3 separate regions of the Homo sapiens genome follow, and regions 2 and 3 are each linked to region 1. A link is a loop called in an ENCODE intact Hi-C map of the cell type or tissue named here. Cell type or tissue: PC-9. All regions are shown on one strand.

The links. Peaks named below come from ENCODE experiments on the same cell type or tissue, not always from the same donor. Only the 100,000 strongest peaks of a DNase experiment are listed, where the experiment ranks them.
Region 2: a loop joins it to region 1, with 7 times the contacts of the local background. A loop is called at or near these places in 2 of 110 quality-filtered maps.
Region 3: it touches region 1 in a loop (6-fold over the local background); 2 of 110 quality-filtered maps call a loop at or near these places.

The regions. Positions count from the first base shown.
Region 1 is chr2:142,976,122-142,984,121 of GRCh38, forward strand. All of the region lies in intron 8 of KYNU (kynureninase), which reads left to right. Among named protein-coding and RNA genes, the nearest start is that of KYNU, 100 kb to the left of the region's middle. In PC-9, CTCF peaks have their summits at 4,867 (motif pointing left) and 5,068; DNase peaks (open chromatin) are centred at 4,340 and 4,800; H3K4me3 peaks cover 251 bases; H3K27ac peaks cover 2,113 bases.
Region 2 is chr2:142,900,197-142,908,196 of GRCh38, forward strand. The region is part of intron 2 of KYNU (kynureninase); the gene reads left to right. Among named protein-coding and RNA genes, the nearest start is that of KYNU, 27 kb to the left of the region's middle. In PC-9, no CTCF peak of the experiment used is centred here; DNase peaks (open chromatin) are centred at 3,725 and 7,675; H3K4me3 peaks cover 601 bases; H3K27ac peaks cover 4,003 bases.
Region 3 is chr2:142,636,899-142,644,898 of GRCh38, forward strand. No RefSeq gene overlaps it. Among named protein-coding and RNA genes, the nearest start is that of KYNU, 240 kb to the right of the region's middle. In PC-9, a CTCF peak has its summit at 3,894 (motif pointing left); no DNase peak of the experiment used is centred here.

The DNA.
Region 1 (8,000 bases):
GAGGCTGTCTGCAGAGAGGCAAGGGGTGGAGGGAAGTTTTATGGGGTTGTGCTGGAGGGGGCCACATGCTGACCGAAGCCATGCTGCTGGGGCTATGTGTGGAAGGAGGTCACTGTGTCCACAGGTTACTTGTGATTAACATTTCTCAGAACAATTATTCATTATTCTTCCCCACCTGGGGCCCTTTCTTTGTTGTTGCTTACTTATCAAGGCTCCACATTTAACCTTTCTGGAATCTCCCAAGTATATTCATGGCATCCAGTTCTCTAGCATTAGCCCACCTGAGTGGCATGGAGAAGTGTTGTCTCTACCAGGGCCTGTTGTCTCCTCTGTTTGTATATATTGACACAAATACAGTCATTCAGTAGCTCTAGGACAACGGGGTTTTTCCAAGTTATTTGTTGTGTAAAGGTTTTTTGTAATGATCGCCTTCTCTATGCACTTACATTTTAAAATATTTGGTAAAAGATATATTTGAAATCTATCATTAGGTAAATTACCTTAATTTTAGGTAATTTATCAGAAGGTTGTGAACTCAAAAGTATCTGAGACAGGTCCCAGTCAATTTAGAAAGTTTATCTTGCCAAGGTTAAGAACATACCCATGACACAGCCTCAGGAGCTCCTGATGACATGTGCCCAAGGTGGTCAGGGTACAGCTTGCTTTTATACATTTTAGGGAGACATAATACATCAGTAAATACATACCAGATTTACATTGGTTTAATCTGGAAGGGAAAGACAACTCGAAGCTGAAAGCCTGGGGAGGAGAGGGCTGGGCTTCCAGGTCATAGGTAGATTTGAAAATATTTTTGGTAACTGGTTGAAAGAGTTATTATCAATAGAAAGGAATGGCTGGGTTCCAGTAAGGGGCTGTGGACACCAAGGTTTTATCACGCAGATGAAGCCTCCAAGTAGCAGGCTTCAGAGGGAATAGAATGTAAATATTTCTTATCAGACTTATGGTCTGTGTTGATGTTAATGTTGGAAAGCATAATGAAGTATGTCCATCCCCTCTTCCATCATGGCTTGAACTAGCTTCTCAGGTTAACTCTGGAATGCCCTTGGCCAAGAGGAGGGGTCCATTCAGATGGGGCCTTAGAATTTTAGCTGTGGTTTACAAAATTGAGGCTCAAATATTTTCTACCATCTGAATTTTTCTCGTTTCTGTTCCTGTTTGGTGCTCAACTAAAATGTGAGCATTTAGAATTGATTTTCAGGTGGCTAGCTTCCTGGATGGAATTTTGTGTGGATATATATATATATGAATAATCATATTCATTTTTTGATATCTTATATTAACTATAAGAGCCATAGGATTAAAATAAGTTGGAACAGTATTCTGGTTTTGTCCTGCAGAAAACGTAAGCTTTGGTTCTGGTTGCCGTGTGACATGATTTCTACTAAATTTCACTGAAGCTCCACTTGAAGATTGTGTCTTTTTCCTTTTTATTTGTGTTGATTTTCATTTTCTATTGTTTCATGTTTTAATAGTGAGGAGTTGCTATTCTCATTGAACTATACTATACTGATATAAATAAATGAAGCTTAATACATTGCATAAAATAGTAGATAGCTATATTAAATAATTTTTGGAAAGGAATTGTGACCTGTAGAACTTACTGACTTTAAGTACAGCATGAACATAATATGCAAATAATGCTTAGTTCCTACTCATAACCAGAGAGTTGGGAGGAAAGGAAAAATAAAGAGTGAGAAGGATTTTTGAAGGCCGTGGCAAATTTAGTCTGCATGAAAAGCAGAACTTTCAGAATAGAAATTCACTCTGAAAAGAGGCATTTACAGAGATAGTGGAGGCCCCTCTTATAGAAATATTTACTGTTGTTTTTAACTTAGCACCTAAGTATGCTTTTGAATCATAACACTTGAATGAGTTCTGGAAAGTTAAATGCTCCAAGACTGTGGCAAAAAAACCTACCAGCTTTCATCTTCCTCCTTTCCATTCCCAACTTTCTCTAGTACTATTCAAAAACTCCCTAATTAGGAATTCCTTTGGGAAATTCCAATATCAGAGTTAACTAGCCAACCTATTATTGCTAATCATTTATTCCTACCCTCTATATAAAGATGACCAGCATGTGTGCACACACACACACCCAGACACACATCTCCCTATACCGTTTTCTTTTTTTCGTTCATTTTCTTTAAATTTCCCATTATACTTTTTAAAAAGTAATATTGTCCAAATTTATAGCACTGTAGTTCTTGGATTGTTTCTTATTACTTTTGCATCAAGCAAGAAATGATATTCAGAACACTTAAAGTTCTGATTGGTATGGTATAGAAGCTGCATTTCCCACAGTCACAAAGAAGGTCATACTCCATGTTAATACCAGGTAGTATCCATCATTAGCCTATTAGAAGGTACTGATAGTCACCTGGAATTCACCTACCATAATGATAGTGGCACTGGCAAAGGCATTGTCTCATCCACTGGAGTCTGGGCCAGTCCCTAGCAGTGAACATTCACAGGCTGATATTCGCAGACACCTCTCATGAACTCAAGGGCTGCAACCATGGTTGGTTAGTCAGGTGGCTTAGGACAAAGACTTTTTATGTACCTTAACTATTTTATTATTTTAATAATTAATAAGAGCGTATCAATGCATACCATCTATATATCAGCCCCGGGTATAGTGACAAATATCTTATCTTGTATAAGTACTATTTTTCATACCAAATTTGCTAATTATTAAGAGTCTTCACAGTTCACAGGATTTAATCTTGGTGAAAAAGGAATAAACTAAATAATAACAATAATAATAGTCCAAAATCAATTTGATACCAAATCAATCAATAAAGTGATCAGAGCTTTAATGCTACTAGGAAAATACTTCAGCTTTACCATTTTATGTTTCATTTCAATAGGCAATTAATCAAAGTTAGGAAAGAGTGAGCTAGCTTTTCTCCTGGAAATTTCAGCACAGGCCCTATGTATCATATTATTTCACTAATTAGAAAAAATTTTAGTTTTGTGTTAGTGAAGATGGCAAAGACAAAACACACACGATATTTCTTGTTAATTGAGAATGATTTTGAACATATTCTCAACTACTATTTTGCCCAAGATACTTCATTCTAAAAGATGTCATTTCTGAATAAAGAGCACATGCAATAAAATTGCATCAGAAACAGAATCCCTCACATAATATTCTTACAAATTTAACATCACTTTAGAGAATAGCTATTGACTTTTGTAAGACTTTATTATTTGTTCATTCATTTATTTTTTTATTCAACAATTATTTGGGTTCATACTGTGTGAGAGAAGACAGTAAGATTAGAAAATTGTTACAAGAGAGATATACAAACAGGGCAGTAGAATAAGAGAGAAGAGAAAGATGGTTAAAGAATCTTCACTCAAAGTTATCTGGTGATCAAAATCTGAGCTTGCTAGGCAAATGGAGGAGAGAAAGCACATCCCCAGGAAAGGGAAAAGTTTATGTAAATAGAGAGAAGTCTATATGGGGTATCTGAACAAGGGGCACTAACAGATCATACAGATCTTTAGTCATACCCAGGAGGGCTGGGTATGGTGGTTTATACCTGCAATACCAGCACGCTGGGAGGCCGAGGCATAAGGATGGCTTGAGCCCAGGAGTTCAAGACCAGCCTGAGCAACGTAGTGAGAACTCATCTACAAAAACTTAAAAAATAAAAAATAAATAGCTATGTCACCAGAAAAGGGCTCCCAATCCAAGAGACCCCAAGAGAGGGTTCTTGGATCTCTCACAAGAAAGGATTCAAGGTGAGTCCATAAAGTAAAGTGAAAGCAAGTTTATTAAGAAAGTAAAAGAATAAAAGAATGTCTACTCCATAGGCAGAGCAGCCCCGAGGACTGCTGGTTGCCCATTTTTATGGTTATTATATTTCTTGTTATATACTAAACAAGGTGTGGATTATTCATGATTTTTCTGGGACGGGGTTGGGCAATTCCCAGAACCGAGGGTTCCTCCCCTTTTTAGACCATATAGGGTAACTTCCTGATGTTTTCATGGCATTTGTAAACTGTCCTAGCACTGGTGGGAGTGTCTTTTAGCATGCTAATGTATTAGCTTATAATTAGCTTATAATGCTAATAATTAGCTTATAATGAGCTTATAATGCTAATAATTAGCTTATAATGAGCAGTGAGGATGACCAGAGGTCACTCTTGTCATCATCTTGGTTTTGGTGGGATTTGGCCAGCTTTACTCAACCAGTTTTATCAGCAAGGTCTTTATGACCTGTATCTTGTGCTGACCTCCTATCTCATCCTGTGACTTAGAATGCCTAACTTACTAGGAATGCAGCCCAGCAGGTCTCAGCCTTATTTTACCCAGGCCCTACTCAAGATGGAGTTGCTCTGATTCAAACACCTCTGATAACCATACCAAGGACTATGAGTTGCATTCTGAAATTAATGGGGGCTCTGTGAACAAAGGCAGTGAGTCTTATAATCAAATGTATGATTTATAATGTTTCTGGGAGGAAGGCAGGCTGGAAATAATCAGAATGGCCTGAAAATGATTGCAAGTTTTGGATTGACTATAAAGTAAGGTGGCATGGTGGCTGAACAATGCTGTGCTGGTTGTGTCAATATGAGTGTGAGCTGTGTCAGTATGAGTGTGATTGTATCAACATGAGTGTGAGCACCTGTGGGTAATTTTAAATAAAATGTGTTGAAAAATACTTGATTTTTATTGAAAAATTGCATAAAGTAGCTACTCAAGTATAGAGTGTTTGCTTTCACATATGCATATCATGTTACCTACATGAGGCAAAACAATGAAAATAACTGGATGGCTGTAGAAAGGTTTTGGAGAACCATTAGATTTTTTTAATGTTTAAGATGCTGCCATCTAGTGACACTTTTGTGAAATCACTTTGCAGTGATATTCATGTTTGTATCTTCCAGTTCTTTTCTCAATACATTTTATATTTTAATAATTTATATTGTCTACCAACCAATGGGGAAATAATTACAAATGCATTAAACATAGTGTAGAAGTCATACTTGATTTTTCAACGTGGTACCACAAATGTGGCCAGAAGGATTTTCATAATGGGATATTGTACATAAAGGTTTGTGGTTTCTTCAGTGTGCCATTCTTTATAAGTAATTGATAATGAAAGTGCTGCTTTTTCTATTTCTTGAGTTTTCTTAGAAAAATTGAGTTGTAAAAACAAATCTGTGAAAATCTGAGCTGTAAAAATTGCTTCATAAAAGTTGCTTTAATTGGAAATGTTGAAGAGAAGAAAAGAGAGTTTCAAATTTAGAATAATTAACTTTTTTCCCCATATGGAATTTCAGTATTATAAGTATATCTTAAAATATAAACAAATAAATGTGTGTGGAGGGGTGTGTGTGTGTCTGTTAAAGCTAAACATTAGTCTCCAAACCTAGGTTGTGATGACCTGATGACTTCTAAGTTTTGATGAAGATTAATTATATTCATGTCCTATTACTCCTTAAACTTATATTACAATGGAGCACTTGTCTTATTTTCATGGTACGTATTGCTCATTTTCTTTGGTGAGGAACAAAGAATAAATTAATCTCCCTTCCTCCCTCAAAATACAGTTATATTGTGCTGATATATTGTCCTTTTGTGAGATACTAACTCCAGTCATACTATAGTGAATGAGGTTTTAATTAATTAACTTTTCAGTATATTGAGGTTTCTTTATGCAAACCAATCCTATAGGGTAGAGGTAAGCACATCTTTCCGTAAAGAACCAAGTAGCAAATATTTTAGGCTTTGTGGGCCATATGGTCCCTGTTGCAACAACTCATTTCTGCTGCTGTAGCGTAAAAGCAGCCATGGACAATATTTAAACAAATGAGACTGGCCGTGATCCAAAATTAAATTTACAGAAACAGACTATAGTTTGCATGTCTCTTCTCTAGGGAAAACACCTGTATTTGTAATTTGGGGTTCTTTTTTTCTTAGGAAGTGTTAGAACACTTCTAAAATTTATTTAAGTATTTACTTCAAAAACTTTAATTCCATTGAGAGTTGTGTGCCTTCAGTGTTCCAAAAAATCTAGTTTGGAGCAGGTATGTGCACTTGGTAAACTAATCGTACACATAGTAAACTACACTTGGTAAACCAGTCATACACAAACCCAGAGGTAAAATGTTTTGCAAAGTTCTATCACCTGCATTTAGCCAGTTTTTAAATTCATGTTCATGTACAAAGTTGTCTTAATGTGGAATGAATCTTTATATTTTCTCAGTAAACATTGCAACATTTTGATATGCAGTAAGTTAAATGACTTTGATCATCAGCAAATAAATTAGAAACTTCCTACTTGGGTACAATTTGGATAATATGTATTCATTGTTCCAGTTTGTGCTTCTGGGAATTTAGTGGAAACAGAGACTTGCTTTTTTAACATTGTGAATTCCACTAGGCAGACACACAAAACACTTAAAACCTCATGACAAGTAAATAACTAAAACAGAATGGAGTCAGATCAGAAGAGACTCTTAGGGTACAAAGTCAATGTGTATGAAGGAGACAGTAGAGTTAATATTAAACTTTGAAATTCTCTCCCAAACAACTTCATTCTTCCTCTTTATTTTTGGATAAGAATACTTTTTAAAAATTAAGCACCATATAAAACAGCTGGCTCACATTGAGGATCTGTACTGTATCAAAGTATGCATATTTTGCTTACCAAATAGTATTAAGCAAGGATTGTTACTCTTATTCTAACATGAGAACTAGAAGAACTCACGCAGTAACTGATCCAAGCCTCCATCTTGTGATCCTTTGGTATCTTGTACTCTTTAAGAGGAATGGCAGGGGTAATTCCTAAGACCAAGTAAAGGATGTCTTGGTTTTTGGGAGCTGAGTATATCAATTCACTCTTCCCTTAAAATGCTGTGTAACAAATCATCTTGAAACTTGTTGTCTTAAAACAATAACCATTGATTTTATGGATCACCTTGGCATCAGAGCATCAAGGTAGGACTTGGCTGGAGGGGTTCTGCAAGTCTCAGCTGAGCTCATTCATGTTTCTGTGGCAAACTGCAAGGGGTGAGGAGGGCATGGAGGAGCAGCTGATCCAGATTGAGTTCAGGTGAGGATGATTATGCTCCACATTTCTTTTATCTTCCATCTGGGCCAGCAGTTTGGCCCAAGCAAGTCCTTCTCATAGAGATGGCAGAGAGCAAGAGGGAGCAAGCTTAGTCACTCAAGTACTTTTCTGAGACTATTTTTATTACATGTGCTAACATTCTGTTGGTCTAAACAAGTCACATGGCTGATCCCAGTGGCTGAAACTTACACCTTACCCACAGTGGAGGAACTAGAACTTACATGGCAAATAACATGGGCGCAAGAGAGGGCAGAGAAGCAGAACCATTGATAGAATTTATAACAGTGTATATACTTGAACTGATTAAATATGCACATGATGTGGGATTAAATGCTAAACAAGAAAACTATTGACTCTTTCATATTACTAGGATACACTTAAGCAGCAGTTCAGAAACTTTTTAGAAAAGGAAACCTTTTACACTCTTAAAAACCACTGAGGGTCTTAGGAGATTTGACATTGGCTCTATATCTGTATTTACTGTATTTGCAATTAAAACAAAATTTTAAAATGTATTTATTTGTTTTAGAATAACAACAAATGCATTACATATTAACATAAGCAAAATATTGTTATACAAACTATGTTTTCTTTAAAAAACAGTAGCATTGTTTATATATGGCAAATCGTATTAGCACCTGACTTAATAAAAGACAGCTGGTTTTTTATACCTGCATTCAATCTCTTTTTTTCTCTTTTTGAATCTTACAAAGAAAATAGGCACTCATGAAGATATGTAATCAGAAAAGGCAGGAGTAGTTGAATAGCCTTTCCGTCAATTTTGTGTATTCTTTGATACTGCATCAGAATTTGACAAGTGAGAACTTTTTAGGAGTTCTGGTATGGAATTTGAAGCTGAATCACTGAACTTTCTGTACTTTATTATATTAAAAT
Region 2 (8,000 bases), 76 kb before region 1:
GGAGTGGCAGCGGGCGCCTCGCTGGATCAGGAGCACAGTGAACACACTGCTGGATCCAGAGAGGTGGAAGTCAGTGGTGGGTCTGCAACGGTGGCAAACAGCAGTGGTGGATAGCAAGCGAAAGCTCAGGTCAAGCCGTAACAAACACGGACCAAAAGAGTGTGCAGTTGCAAGATTTAATAGAGTGAAAACAGAGCTCCCATACAAAGGGAGGGGACCCAAAGAGGGTAGCCATTGCCAGCTCAAATGCCTGGGTTTATATCCTGATCATTATCCCTCCCCCTGTGCTCTCAGGCAATAGATGATTGGCTATTTCTTTACCTCCTGTTTTTGCCTAGTTAGCATTTTAGTGAACTCTCTTTACTACCTGATTGGTCAGATATGAGTTAAGTTGCAAGCCCCATGTTTAAAGATGGATGCGGTCACCTTCCCAGCTAGGCTTAGGAATTCTTAGTCGGCCTAGGAAATCCAGTCAGTCCTGTCTCTCAGTCTCCCTTCTCAACAGGAAAACCCAAGTGCTGTTGAGAGATTGGCCGATGATTGCTCTAACTGCTTCCTGCTGAATTGGGGTGTAGTATGGGCTGTTCAGTTGAGATTTCCTCTGGAGAGGTGCCTTTGATGTTATTAACTTGGAGCATGGGCTAGCAGGCTGGTCCGGGTCTGCAGTAGATTTTAGTCATGGACTGCATCTGGGGCTCCATTTGAAGAACAATTTGTAGTTTTATAGCTTTGATTCTGGAAGAGACAAACTTAACAAGGATGTTAAAGATACAGGGATTGCAGCAGGTGGAGCTTGCAGTGAGCCGAGATTGCACCACTGCAGTCTGGCCTTGGCGAAAGAGCGAGACTCCATCTCAAAAAAAAAAAAAAAAAAGATACAGGGATTGAAATGTATGGCCTGCAGTGCAGGGGGTTATTTTTTTGACACACTTCACAGGCCCTGACTATCTGCTTGTTAGTTTTGAAAAAGCGTGGTCCAGTAAATAATGATTTGGCCATCTGATGGGTGCTATTAATGCCTAAGTGAAAGGTTTGGTGAAGGGTTTTAAGTAATTTCTATTGTTTAGTTGCAGGCAAAAGTATTTTTCCTTTTTCGGTGGCTAGCCATTCTGAGGGGAGGAAACTACGTCCTTGTGAGGTTCCCCGTTCTATTTCTCCTGCTGAGTAGCAGCTTGGGTTCCCAGAGGGGATTACCCCATACTAGGGGTCCTTCTATAAGCATTTTTAATGGAGAGTTCTGCCTTGTGGCTCTTTTAGCTTTAATACCCGCTTGGCAGTTTCCTTCTATTTTTCTTTCCTTTTCTTTCTGATGACCCCGGCAGTGTAAGACTGCCACCTCTTTAGGTTTCTGTACAGCCAATAATAATCTCCTAATGGCTTCCTGATGTTTGATAGGTGTTCCCTCAGAAGTTAGGAATTCCCTTTTTTTCCATATTGCTGTGTGGGCGTAGAGGACTAGGTAAGAATACTTTGAGTCTGTATGTATATTTACCCTTTTCCCTTTTTTTAATTCTAGTGCCCGAGTGAGGGCTATTAGTTCTGCCAGCCGAGAGCTAGTTCCTGGAGTGAGGGGATTACTTTCAAGTATTCCATTATTACTGACCACTGCATACCTCGCTTTTGAAGTCCTTTTTTTACAAAGGAATTTTCATTAATATACAAGTTGAGTTAGGGATTAGTCAAGGGAACCTCTAGAAGGTCCCTCGAGTGGTATAGGTTTGAACAATTACCTGTTGACAGTTATGTTTTATCTTTTTCATTGTTTGGAAGAAATGTGGCGGGGTTAAGAGTTGCGCAAGTATGCAGTTGCAGCACTGGCCCTTTAATTAATAGAGCCTGATATTTAAGCAAACGATTGTCTGACAGCCACAAGTCTCCTTTAGCAGTGAGTATGCTGTTTACATCATGAGATGTCCACACAGTAAGATCTCTTCCCTGTATTATTTTAACTGCTTTACATACTAAGACTGCAACTGCCGCCACTACCCGTAAACAATGATGCCAACCCTTTGCCACTACATTAATTTTCTTACTTAGGTATGCCATGGTTTGCAAGCTGGTCCCTTGAACCTGTGTAAGGACTCCTGGAGCTATTTCTGTTTTTTGTGACATATGAAGAAAAGTCTTGCCCCGTTGGTAAGCTTAACACTGAGTCTTGGGTTAAGGCCTTTTTTTAGGGCCTGGAAAGCTGCTTTTGCTTTAGGAGTCCATTTTACTAAATGGGTATTGGCTTTCTGAGCTTCCTTAATTAGTGTATATAATGGCCTGGCTATTTTGCCGTACCTGGGAATCCATATTTGGCAGAAGCCTGTTATGCCAAGGAACCTTTTATTTGCTTTAGGGTTTTGGGATGAGGATAAGCCAGTATAGGCTGGATACATTTCTTACTGAGGGCCCTGGTGCCTTTGGATAATTTTAGCCCTAAGTATTTAACCTGCTGTAAGCAGAGCTGAGCCTTTGGTTTGGAAACCTTGTAGCCACAAGTGGTGAGGAAGTTTAAAAGCGCTTGGGTGGCTTGATGGCACAAGGTTTTTTCAACAGGCAGCTAGAAGTAGATTATCCATGTACCAAAGGACAAGACTGTTCAGGTATGAGAACTGTCTCAAGTCTTGAGCTAATGCCTGGCCAAATAGATGTGGGCTATCTCTTAACCCTTGGGGTAAAACAGTCCAGGTGAGTTGAGACATTGGGTTTGAAGCATCTTTAAAGGCAAATAAGAATTGAGAATCAGAATGTACAGGGATGCAGAAAAAGGCATCCTTAAGGTCCAGGACTGTAAACCACTCTGCTTCCTCTGGTATTTGGGAAAGCAGAGTAGAAGGGTAAGGTACAGCTGGGTATAGAGGAACAGCAGCCTCACTGATAATCCTGACATCTTGTACTAACCTCCACTGTCTATTGGGCTTCTTTACTCCTAAAATTGGAGGATTGCAGGGGCTATTGCATGGTTTTACTAGGAGTAGGGCTTTTAGGTCCTTAACAATTTTTTGGAGTCCTTGTTGGGCCTCGGGTCTAAGGGGGTACTGCCTTTGGTAGGGAAAGGAGGTGGAATCCTTTAGTTTAACTAGAACACGACGGGCATTATTTGCTCGTCCATATTGTCCTTCTGTTGCCCAGACTTTAGGATTAATTCCTTTTTCAAGCAGGGGACAACAAACGGGTGTTCCTTTTCCTATGTTCAGGTGTATAATGGTCCCTGCTTTTGTTAGAATGTCTTTCCCTAACAAGGGAGTGGGGTTTTTAGGCATAATTAGAAAAGCATGTGAAAAGAGTAAAGTTCCCCAGTCACAGCTTAGTGGCTGGGAGAAGTATCTAGTGGCTGTCCCAGGACCCCTTGGATAGTGACAGATCTGGAGACAGTTGTCCAGGACAGGAGAGTAAGACTGAGAAGGCCACGCCAGTGTCCAGGAGACAGTTAACCTCCTGGCCCTCAATGGTTAAGCATACCCGGGGCTCTGTGAGGGTGATGGCATGGGCTGGCGCTTGCCCCAGGCACCCTCAGTCCTGCTGCTGGATCATCTGGTTAGTGGCTTCTGACTCAGAGGACCTTCGTCCCCTGGGGCAGTGGGCCTTCCAGTGATTCCCTTGACATAAGGGGCATGGACGAGGGGGGTGGCTTATTTCTATTAGAACAATCTTTTTTAAAGTGTCCTTGTAGATCGCACTGGAAGCAAGCCCTATTAGGCATTCAATTTGTCCAGACTTTCCCTGTTCCAGAGCCTCCGAAGTCGTGCTTGCCTGAGGGCCATGACTAAAGTGGTGGCCTTTTCTTTATCCCGTTTATCCTGTTCTGCCTGCTCCTCCTGATCTCTATTATAAAAAACCGAGGTTGCCAAGTTCAATAGGGTTTCTAAGTTTTGCTCTGGGCCTAAGGTGGACTTTTAAAGTTTTTTTCTAATGTCTGCAGCTGACTGAGTGATAAACTTAACCTTTAAGATTAGTTGGCCTTCAACAGAGTCAGGTGACAGAGAGTTTGCTTCCTCAATGCCTCCCTTAGTCTCTACAGAAAGGCAGTAGGATTTTCTTCCTTTCCTTGTGTTATAGTGAACATCACTGAATAATCTATAGGCTTCTTCCTAGTTTTCCTTAGTCCTTTAGCAAGCAAGTTAGCAAATGTCTGTGGCACCAATTCCATGTTCTGATTCTGTGTCCCAATGAGGGTCTACACTGGGAACTGCCTGCTGGCCTGTGGGGAATTGTTCTTTTTCCTCTGTTGTCATCCTATCATTGACCTGACTGAGATACCAGAGATCACCAAACTCTCAGGCTGCAGTTATGGCAGCACTTCTCTCATTTGGGATTAGTGTCTGATCTAGCAGTAACATTATATCTCTCCATGTCAGATCAAAGGATTGTCCTAACCCTTGTAAAGCATCAATATAGCCAACAGGGTTATCTGAGAATTTACCTAGGTCTATTTTAATTTGCTTCAAGTCTGACAGGGAAAAAGGTACATACACTCTGACAAGGCCGAATTCTCCAGAATACATTTTAGGGGTGTTTTTGCCTTGGGGGGAATGTTTTGCCAGCACCCCTAGTCATTTTCTGATGAGCTTAGTTCTACAGTGTTCTCTATGGTCCTTTCCACGGTGTGTAACCACCCATGGACCTCTGCTTATCGGATTAGTTGTGCTCACCAATGTAGCAGTCCTGCACCCCTTTTCCCGCCTTTCTTGACCACAAAGAAAGGGATCCGGGCTGCTGGATTCTAGTGGTCCTTTACCAGCGTGCCCAACATTGCCTTTGTGCTCAGGGGTGAGTCCTAGAGCTGGGCTGAGTTCCTGAGTCTTTCATAACAACCTGGCTGCCCATCAAGATGCATTCCCATAAACAACAGTTCTTATGCAAATTCGTTTCAGAGAGGGTGAAGGTAACCTTTTGAGTCAGGAGTGAGATGGAGTTCTTTGCCCACTAGGGTCTTTGTCCTTCTTTACTTTTGTAGGAATATGCCCTAAATATTGATATTAAGCTTTTTGTTGCCCCAGATTAAGTCCTTTTGGGTACGAAATATGAGAGAGGGATCCTGTTTATCTTATGTGCCTTTTTCCTACGAGGAGAGCAAGGAGAAAAAGATGGGCTTGCTGGTTTTGTAGGTACTTTAAGGCTTGGCTGAGTGCAAACAGCTCACACGTTTGACAGACCAACGATTAGGGAATTCTCCTAACTCTTCTTCCACAAGAGTCTCACTATCAATTAATGAATACCCATTGTGGTTTTTTTCTCAATCACCCGAGAGGAAGCATCTATCCTTGTGTCCCGAAGGGAGTTCCTCCTAGGTCTGGTAGGACCTTTGTATGGTAATTAAGATTTAAATCCCCTGTTAGGAAAGCTGCTAGGTTAAGGGAATTTTCAGTGGTTAGTGTTAAATCACCGTTTTCTAATAGAATAGCCCGATACTTTAAGATTTTTGAGTTAGTAAGCTACCTTTTTGCTTTTTTGACTTAGGATAGCTCTGAACTGGTTATGTGTGCTCACAATAAGGTTTCCTCTAAAGGTTATTTTTCTACTTTCTTCTGTTAGCAAAGCAGTTACCGCTACTGATTGAATGCATTTGGGCCATTTGTGGGTTACTGGGTTAAGAATTTTTGATAGGAAGGCTACAGGTTGTCAGTGGTCTCAGTGTTTCTGGCTATGCCCTTGTTTACACTGACAACAAGGTAGTATTGGAGTATTATAGGGTCACAGAGAAGACCTTCGATTATCAATTATAGGTTTTAAATTTACCCTGGCTTTTAAAGGAATAGGGCACACTGTTTTTCTTTACTACTTCTATCTTTCTATTTCTTTCTCTCTCTCTCATCTCTGTCTCTCTCTCTCTCCTCTCTGTCTCTTTCTCTCCCTTTTCTCTCTCTCTGCCTCTTTCTCTTTCTCTCCTCTCTGTCTCTCTCTCTCTCTCATCTCTGTCTCTCTCTCTGTCTCCTCTCTGTCTCTGTAGATGGATTTTGGAAAACAGCAGAAGGAAGTTCGCTTGTTGACCCCATTTGCCACTATAGGAATATGTGCCTCCCTTTAGTTTACTCAATTTGCTTTCATCCTGATCTATTATGTTGTTGTAGACCCAGTTCCAGAAGTTAAAGTACTAGGTCATCAGTTCTAAGGCCCTGGCCAAGGAGCCAAGGCTTGAAGATTGTATTGAAGATTGCATTGTGGGGTGGTGGGTCGGGGGATGCTGGGTAGAAATTAGGGGAGGAGAGCATCTTAAACAATGAGAGAGGAATCCTAGCCATTTACAAACTCAGGGCCTGGCAAGAGTGGTGGAGAACGGGTCCCACATAACTGCCCATGTCAAAAGTTATATACCTAAATTGGGAGGGGCACCAGGGACAAGATTCCCTGGTTTCATAGCCTAGATGCCTAAGGATGCAGCATAGCGCTTCCTTAGATCCCTTTGGAGATACAACCTACTCTAATACTTGGGAGAGAAAGTGAAAGTCTGAAGCATTAGTATCTAGGAGGCAGGGATTGGAGGAAGTAGATTCAGAGGTAAGGAGAATTTTGGGGCTACACTTTCAAGAAAGTCATGGTTAGGACCCAAGAGGTATGGGTCAGAAGGACAGGTAGGGGCGCACACATGGGCGACTGTTGAGTAGAGACTTCTAGCCTGCACCATGATCTCGACCGGCCAATGCCAGGGGTTCAGGACGACAGCTTTCTGCCTCTAGTTGACCCTTGGCATCCCTAGGAAAATTGTGAAAGTGGAAGCTGGTTCCAGGCAGACCAACTCTCCCAACCCAGAAGTTGTTAGAAAGCCTTTTCCCAGGAAGCCTCACACCTGAGTCTTTAGTCCGGTGGCCATGCTAATCGTTTTTAACCAGCCGACAGGTGCCCGGTATTTTCCTCCAATTCTAAGGTAGAGGACAGAATAGCAAGCAAAAGTGGTCTGATATTACTCACTGCTTTGGAGAATCCCCATACGAGGCCACCAAATGTTACCAGCGGATCTTTGTTCTTAGAGCTCCCAAGATGATGGTGGGCTGCTCCCAAGATGGGGCAGGCCACTCCCAAGATGGCAGCAAGCCTTTTGTTCTCTGACCTGGGCTTCTTGGCCTCACAGATTCCAAGGAATGGAAACTTGGGCCATGTGGTGAGTGTTATAGCTCTATCAGAAGCCGTGGGACATGGAAGAGAACCATGGAAACCACTGACTAGTGTTCAGCTTGATTAGGATGAACCTCGGCACTTGGTTGTGCAGGAACAAAGGTGAGACTTTAGCCCGATCAGGAGTGGAAATGGGTGCCTTGCTGGATCAGGAGCACAACCTGCCAGATCCAGAGGGGTGGGAGTCAATGGCGGGTCTGCAATGGTGGCAAATAGCAGTTGTGGATGGTGAGCGAAAGCTCAGCTCAAGCCGTAACAAATACGGACAAGAAGAGTGTGCAGTTGCAAGATTTAATAGACTGAAAACAGAGCTCCCATACAATGGGAGGGGACCCAAAGGGGGTTGCCACTCCCTGCTCAAATGCCTGGGTTTATATCCTGATCATTGTCCCCCCGTTGTGCTCTCAGGTGATATATGATTTGACTATTTCTTTACCTCCTTCTTTTAGCCTAATTTGTATTTTAGTGAGCCTTCTTTACTACCTGATTGGTCAGGTGTGAGCTGAGTTACCAGCGTTGTGTTTAAAGGTGGGTGTGGTCACCTTCCCCAGCTAGGCTTAGGAATTCTTAGTCAACCTAGGAAATCCAGCTAGTCCTGTCTCTCAATACTTCAAATATTCTTTACACAGACAAGCCATTTAAAAAAAATTAGAGCTTACCTTTGCTTTTCCATCAAAACATATTGTTACTTCTAGGTTTCCTCTTCAATTTGCAAAAGGAAAAGGAAAATATAGGTAATTTCTCAATTAAACTTACACCTGATTTTCAATATGAGTTTGTTTATTGAGTGTTTGTATATGTGTGTGTTTGGCAGTTAGAAGTATGCTGAGATTTTTATTCTTTTAGCCTTTGGGGGAACTGGACTGGCCCTTCACCTCTGTCCTAATGTAGCTTTTTAATTT
Region 3 (8,000 bases), 340 kb before region 1:
CAAAGACAGTGTGAAGTCCGAATTATTCCCCAAGATACCTCAGTCTTTTCTCTTTTTATTTATTTGTTTATATTTTTTAGAGACAAAGTCTCAGTCTGTCACTTAGGCTAGAGTGCAGACGCAGGATTAGAGCTGCAGCCTTAAATCCCTGGGCTTGAAAAATCCTCCTGCCTCAAATTCCTGAGCAGCTGGGACTGCAGGTTTGCACCACTATGCCTGGCTAATTCTTTTGTTGTTGTCGTTGTTGTTGTTGTTTTGTAAAGACAGAGTCTTGCTACATTGCCTGGACTGGTCTCGAACTCCTGGGCTCAAAAGATTGTCCCACGTCAGCATCCCAAAGTGTTGAGATATAGGGGGCGTGAGTTATTGCACCTGGCCAGTCTTCTCTCTTAAGATCTTTAACTGAGGTCCACGCATATTATGGAGGGTAATCTACTGTATTCAGTCTCCTAATTTAAAGGTAATCCCATCTAAAAAATACCTTTATGACAACATTTAGACTGAAGTTTGCCCATGATCTTGCCAAGTTGACACATAGAATTAACCATCCCACTAGCTTAGGGTTTTCCTCTGTATTTATGGTGTTTGAGCTTATAGTTTCATGCGGAGGGATTTCTGTTACAGTAGCATCTCTATCTTTTCTCCCTAATGTTTACATATCACAAAAAATATGCAGTTAAGTTTCAATTGCTGGTGGCATGAGTCTGCCCATGCTTCTAACTGATGGAACTAATCTATTTTTTTTAAATTGACAATACCGAAGACTCATTCTTTCTTTTTTACCATCCCAGGTAAGAGGCAACAGTTCTTGGCTACTGTTACAAGTGAGTTGTTTTAGGATTTAAACTGTAGAGAAGTGCAGGATTTTAGCAAGTGCTTTTCACTGCACATATAAAAGCATGCCTTCCAGCCAGCAGTAATCAGTATTAAAGGTGACGTTTTAAATTTTATTTGCCTCCTAGAAATTGCTATTTGAATTGTTGTAAATTCAGAATTTAAAACGGAGGGAGGCATTAATTAGTGTTCTAAAACCATAACACCTTCGTCTTGTCCTAGGACTTTCAGAAATGGACAAAGACCTGTACTTAGTGACCAAAATACAAGTGAGCATCAAAGTTTATGGGTAAGACACGGAGGCTGCTTTAAGTTTTCACTAAAATTAGTGCAGTTAACACGGGATTGTCCTCAGTGGGTCATTGCCATTTATGGGCACGATGTCTCCTAGTAAGTGGATATCATTACACATCCAGGGCTACTCGTTAGTTAATAGAAGTTGACCTTCGTGAGGTTAGGTCCTGTGGAGGGTGGATGTCTTCAACTGACCTCACTTGATTCTTGCCCATATCAAAATAGGTATGGCTGAGGCCAATTATTAGGTTATACAGAATGGAGAATCTTGAAGTCCTAGTTAAAAGCTTTTATATAAACGTCTTTAATGGATGGAACAATAATGGCTACTGCATTTTGGCTAATGTATTTTGCCTATTGCATTTCTCAGTCGGGCCTGTAGTTCTAGAACTTAAATTCCAAAGCGTCTAAATTATAGAGCAATGTGGAGCTCTGTTCCAGGTTTAGTTAATCAGCATTAAATAAGCTGTTTGAATTGTGTTCATCAAATGTCCTTTGGAGCTGCATTCAGGGCCAGCAGAAAGAATTGCGGAGAAACTAACTTCTTGGAATTATGCGTCGCCACCACAGGCTTAGGAGTCTTCTTCTACCATGTGATCTCAGGTTGACTCTATCTACACTATATAATCATCAACAATGACTTCAGATTTCAGGAACCTAGTCAATGGTTTCATCCAGAGATCAGAGAATAAATTGTCTAGTGCACATATTAAAAGAAACAGTAATATTATTACCTAGTACAGCAGTCTTTAGTACTTTATCTTTTGTTTATGTGTGTCTAAAAAAATTTCAAAAACTACATACTAACTCCAAAATATTAAATTGACATTTAAAATTTGTTCTTAGGAAAAAGAAATTGTGAAGACTATGAAACCAGTTACAGTGTAGGTATTGAGATTTTAAAATAAAATAACTGCTTAAATGGAAGCAATGTAATCTGACTATCATAGTAACAGTAAATACCTGTCATCTGTCAAAAAAAGAAGCTTAATTTTAACAATGAAAAATTTTATATGATGTTTTCCCTGAAATCGTATTTTCATTCTACTTCCCTCATATAATCTTGTGCAATATGAAATATTACATGCCTGAATGACTTTTGTCGATCCTCTTATATCCCAGCAACAAAAAATATAAATACAACTTAAAACTTTAAAATTGCTATTTGCTCTAGATTCTGTTATTTTTTAATTAAATTATCACTATAATTAGTCTTAATTTCAATTGATCAAAATAAAGTATATATTAAAATACATTTTTAATTGGTTATTGTTAAATCTTATTAAAAATTATTAAATCTTTTGTTGAGATGATTGTAGCTTGTGTTTTTAAATAGTTCCTGCACACATATATTACTGTTATTTGTGATATAATAAAACAAGATTTAACCTAAGTTTCATTCCTGTACTTCACTTGTACTGATGTATACACTGACAAAATATGATCGTATTATATTAATACATGAGAAAGAAAGGAGTCTTGTTTTGTGGGTTTCAAATTTTTTTTAATTTTTACATATTTAGAGAGCACAAGTGCAGATTTCTTACATGCATATATTGTGTGGTGATGAAGTCTCACCCTTTAATGTACCATCATCCTGATAATGAACATTGTACCCAATAAATTCAACCCTCCCCCTCTCCCACCATCCCACCTTTCAAAGTCTCCAATGTCTATTATTCTGCTCTACATGTCTATGTTTACCTACTATTTAGCTCCCACTTACAAATGAGAACATGGGGTATTTGACTCTCTGTTTCTGCATTATTTCACTTAGGATAACGGACTCCATGTGTTGTTTTTAATAGTGATAACACACACTTGTCTTCTTTCAAAGAGCGTGCAAAAATTCACGTAGTCATCTATGATTAAATGATGTTATAAATTATATATCATCCAACAAATTAATTATCCTTTTAATTTTACTGAGATAAAAGAAATAGAGATGCCCTCACTTGCAAAAATGACTCATTAACCTATTTTAAAAGGTATTTTTTTAATTGCAGGAAAATATACCAATAAAGTATTAGAATAATTTATTAAATAATCGTTATTCTAAGTTGATACCGTTTATTTCACTCCTTCTTTCCTTCTTCCTTCTTTTCTTTCTACCTTCCTCCTTCTCTCCCTTCCTCCCTTCCTTCTCTCATTCACTTTGAGAACTTTGTGAATTGAGTGCACTCCAAAGTGGTTAAGTTGTCTAACTATTGTTTTAATACGTTTTGCCAGTAAAATATACATGATAAAATGCTCTCATCATTTATCATTTATACATGATAAAATGCTCTAATCAATGATATCATTTATCATTGATATATGTTGTTATCAAAACACTAAAGCCACAGATTCGGCTCATCTCATTTATGGAACATAAACACAAACTAGCTTAATTAGCAAATCCAATTTTCATTATCAAACTAACCAGCCAATCAGAATTATCTTTGGTTATAAAATAAAGTATGGCATCATTTTTTAAAAGTAATTAAGTGCATTAATAGTATTTAGAGAAATATATAAATTATTTATATATAAATTGTAGAATCCATCTTACAGCATGCATTGCTAAAATTAGCTGAATCGGATTTAAAAGCATAGGTGTCTGACATAATTTCTATTTTTTCAAAATAAGTTTTGAAAAGAAGCCAAATTATTTGTCTTATAATTTTATTTTTAGTACTAAATGTAATATATACATAAAATTTATATATTTTTCAAAAGTGAAGAGTATAATAATAGGCATTATGTTCATAGGGTAAACGCCAGTGCATAACTGTAGTGACCTCTAGTGTTTAACTTTTGCAAGTAATTATATAAAAACAATGTATAAAAAAGACATAAAAAAGCAAAAAATTACATATGTATACATGTGCCATGCATATGTAACTAACCTGCACATTGTGCACATGTACCCTAAAACTTAAAGTGTAATAATAAAATAAATAAATAAATAAATAAATAAATAAATAAAGATATAAATGAAAAAAAAAACAAAATAGAATTTGAGGAGTTCATGGTAAGACAATGGTTCTGAAAGGCAAGTTTTGGAATAAAAACATTGTTTAAAAAAAAAAAAAAAGCAAAAAATTGGCCAGGTGTGGTGGCTCACGTCTGTAATCCCAGCACTTTGGGAGGCTGAGGTGGGCGGATCACTTGAGGTCAGAAGTTCGAGACCAGCCTGGCCAACATGGGGAAATCCCATCTCTACTAAAAAAATACAGAAATTAGCTGAGTGTGGTGGCGGGCACCTGCAATCCCAGCTACTTGGGAGGCTGAGATGGGAAAATTGTTTCAACCTGGGAGATGGAGGTTGCAGTGAGCCGAGATGGCACCATTGCACTGCAGCCTGGGGCAAGAGAGTGAGACTCTGTCTCAAACAAACAAACAAACAAAAATTGTAACCTTTGCAGCAACATGGATGCAACTGGAGGTTATTATCCTAAGAAAATTAGTGCAGGAAAACAAAACCAAGCACCACGTGTTCTCACATAAATAGAGCTAAACATGGGGTACTCATGGACATAAAGATGGCAACAATAGACACTGGAAATACTACTGGGAGAGGGAGGATGCAGTGCATGGGTTGAAAAACAAACTTTTAGTTCTATGTTCAGTAGCTGGAGTGATGGCATCATTCATACCCAAACCTCAGCATCACATGATATACCTAGGTAACAAATATACACCCCTGAATCTAAAATAAAAGTTGAGGGGAAAAAAAAGAAATCAGTAATAGAAAAAAAAAATGAGAAAGTCACAAATATGTGGACATTAAACTGTGTGCTCCTAAGTAACCAGTAGGTTAAAGTTTCGAGAAAAATTAGAATATATTTTAAGATGAACAATATGAAATGTACTAAAACTTATAGGATGCAGCTAAAGCAGCACTCAGAGGGATATTTATAGCTGTAAACACCTATATTAAGAAAACAAAATCTCAAATAAATAACCTAACTTTCAACTTTAGAATAAAGTAGAAAAAGAAGAACAAATTAAACCCAAATCAAGCAGAAAGAAGGAAATAAGACAAAAGTGGAAATAAAATAAAATAAAATAAAATAAAATAAAATAAATAGAAAAACAGATGAAAAAAATGAATGAAACTAATGAATGGTTCCCTGGAAAGGTCAAGAAAATTGACAAACCTTTAGCTAGACTGACCAGGTAAAACAGAGGGAAGATTTGAATTACTAAAATCAGAAATAGAAAAGGGACATCACTACTGACCTTCTGAATGTAGAAAACATTATAAGAAAATGCCATGAATAACTGTATGCTAACAAATTTAAAAACCTAGACGGAATGGACTCATTCCTGAAAAGACACAAATTATTCAAGCTGATCAAAGAGAAATAGAAAAATCTGAACAGACATATAAAAGGTAAAAGGATTGAAATATTCATGTTTAAACTTTCCACAAAGAAAACTGCGGGCCCAGATGGCTTCCTTGGCAAATTCTACCAATCTTGTCAAGAAGAATTAAGACCAATCTTTCTCAAATTCTTACAGAAAATAGATGAGGAAGACATTTCCCATTTGTTCGATGAGGCTACTATTACCCTGATATCAAAACCAGGAAATGGCATAAAAATAAGAGAAAACTATATATCCAAACTATACTGAGACGCAGTTTCTTAATAAGATTGGCAAAAATCTAAAAGTTTAGCAATGTATTATTCTGATGAGGTTGTGAGAAAACAATGACTCATAAAATTATAGCGGGAATGTAAAATGATTCAACTTCTATGGAGGGAAATTTTGCAATATTAGCAAATTTTATATTTATTCTTAATCCCAGCAATCTCACTTCCAGGAATCTAACCCAAACATGACTGGCAAGTGCAAAAGGACATGTGGCAAGACTTTTTGATCCTGTACTGTTTGTAAAGACTGAGAACCACCAAAGTGAAGACCCGTTGTGTCATGCATTCACCCAAGGATTAGGACTCCACAGCTATAAAAACAAATGAGTAGCTATGTAATCTTCAGGAAAAGCAGAGAAGTGAAGCACAAAAAACAAAATGGAGAAATGTGTGTAAAGTCCTCTATCATGTACGCGAGAAAGAGGAGGAGGAAAAGCAACACACATGCATTTATACTGAAAAACTAAAAGAATAAAACAAAATTTTTTTTTTTTAAATCTTACTTGTGGGAAGGAAGAACTAGGGAGAAGGATAGTTATAGTAGCCAGTCTCCTCTGAATGAATCTTGTTTGCAGATTTGGCTTTGCAAAAATGTAAATGTTTTACATAATTATTAAACAAAATTAAATTTAAAAACAAATTCATAAAACTATGCATGAAAAATCAAAGGAAAATTAAATAAGTGAAACTTTAAAAATGTTTTTTAAAAACCCAGAAATAGCTTCATGAAAGAAGCACAACTAAACTGTCTCTATGGATTTAATTTAAAAAATTACTGTTAAACATAAGATATACACTGAGTTTAGGATTAGGTAAGATTTAGTTTTTGTTAACATGATGTAGAAAAAGTGCTAAGCATTTTATAAGATGAAATAAAATGATAATTTGATTATAAGTAGAATATTTTGGGATACGATTTCGTTAAATAGACTGTAAAACCTGATTAAAATACATTCACTGAGGCTGGACATGGTGGCTCACACCTACAATCCCAGTACTTTGGGAGGCCGACTTCTGCGGATCACTTGAGGACAGGAGTTGGAGACCAGCCTGGCCAACGTGATGAAACCCTGTCTTTACTAAAAATACAAAATTAGCTGGGTGTGGTGGTGGATGGCAGTAATCCCAGTTATTCGGGAGGCTGAGGCAGGAGAATTGCTTGACCCTGGAAGGCAGAGGTTGCAGTGAGCCGAGATCGCACCACTGCACTCCAGCCTGGGCAAAAGAGAGAGAGACTCTGTCTCAAAACATAAAATAAAATAAAACATTCACTGAATCTAGACAAAGTCATGCAAAATGTCTATCTGTGAGTTTTCTGGAACATAACCTGGATTATTTGATAATATTTGAAAAACATTCTTAGTTCATTTAAAATAATAAATATCATAACCTGTAATCTTTCCTCTGCTAGAAGATTCTAGCAAATAACAGATCCATTGGCTTAATGTTAAAATAACTGAAAAGAATTTTTATGTTTAAAGACATTAAATATAATTTCACATTCATAATTTTTAACTAATACTGTCTTTGCTTTGTTCTTATCAAATACTTCCCCAAAAGAGTAAACTATAAACGGACAATAGAAGTTATGAAGTCTTTAAATGAAAATCGTCATTCTTATCATTCACATTATGTAAAATATCCAATTTTATAATATCTCAACAAAGGCCAAACTACTCCATTTCTAAGCAGTGTATTTTGTAAAAGATACTCAATTTTAAAAGCACCAATATAGATGTACACAACCTTGAATTTTCATGATTAAACTTCTTTTTCCAAAGTATATTGTTTGAATTGTCCTGTGGTTAGGATCTCTCATTTTTGCCTCCTGAGCAGAAAATATAGCAAGATTCAGGACAGAAAACTCTCTTCCTTTTCCAAAGAGAGAGGTAGGAAAGGGAAACGTATTAGGAAAGGAAGGAAAGAGAATAAATCAAATTTAAAAGGCCAGATCAATGCACCTTTGTAGATTTCTGTGTAACTCCAGGGGCTCACATACCCCATTTTAGAGACTACTGACATGGAAGCTACCCCATCTTCTTGATTGAAGAATGGAATGGCTTATTAAAATATTATACACAAAAATATGAATGAAACAATTATATGTATAGGCCTGTGTTTGGAAATCTCGGCCTTTATCAAACAGACTTGCACAGGAATTTGAAAGGTAACTGGATTAGTTTTAAACATAGATTATAGTATAACTCCCAAGGCAAGAGCAATGGGAGTATG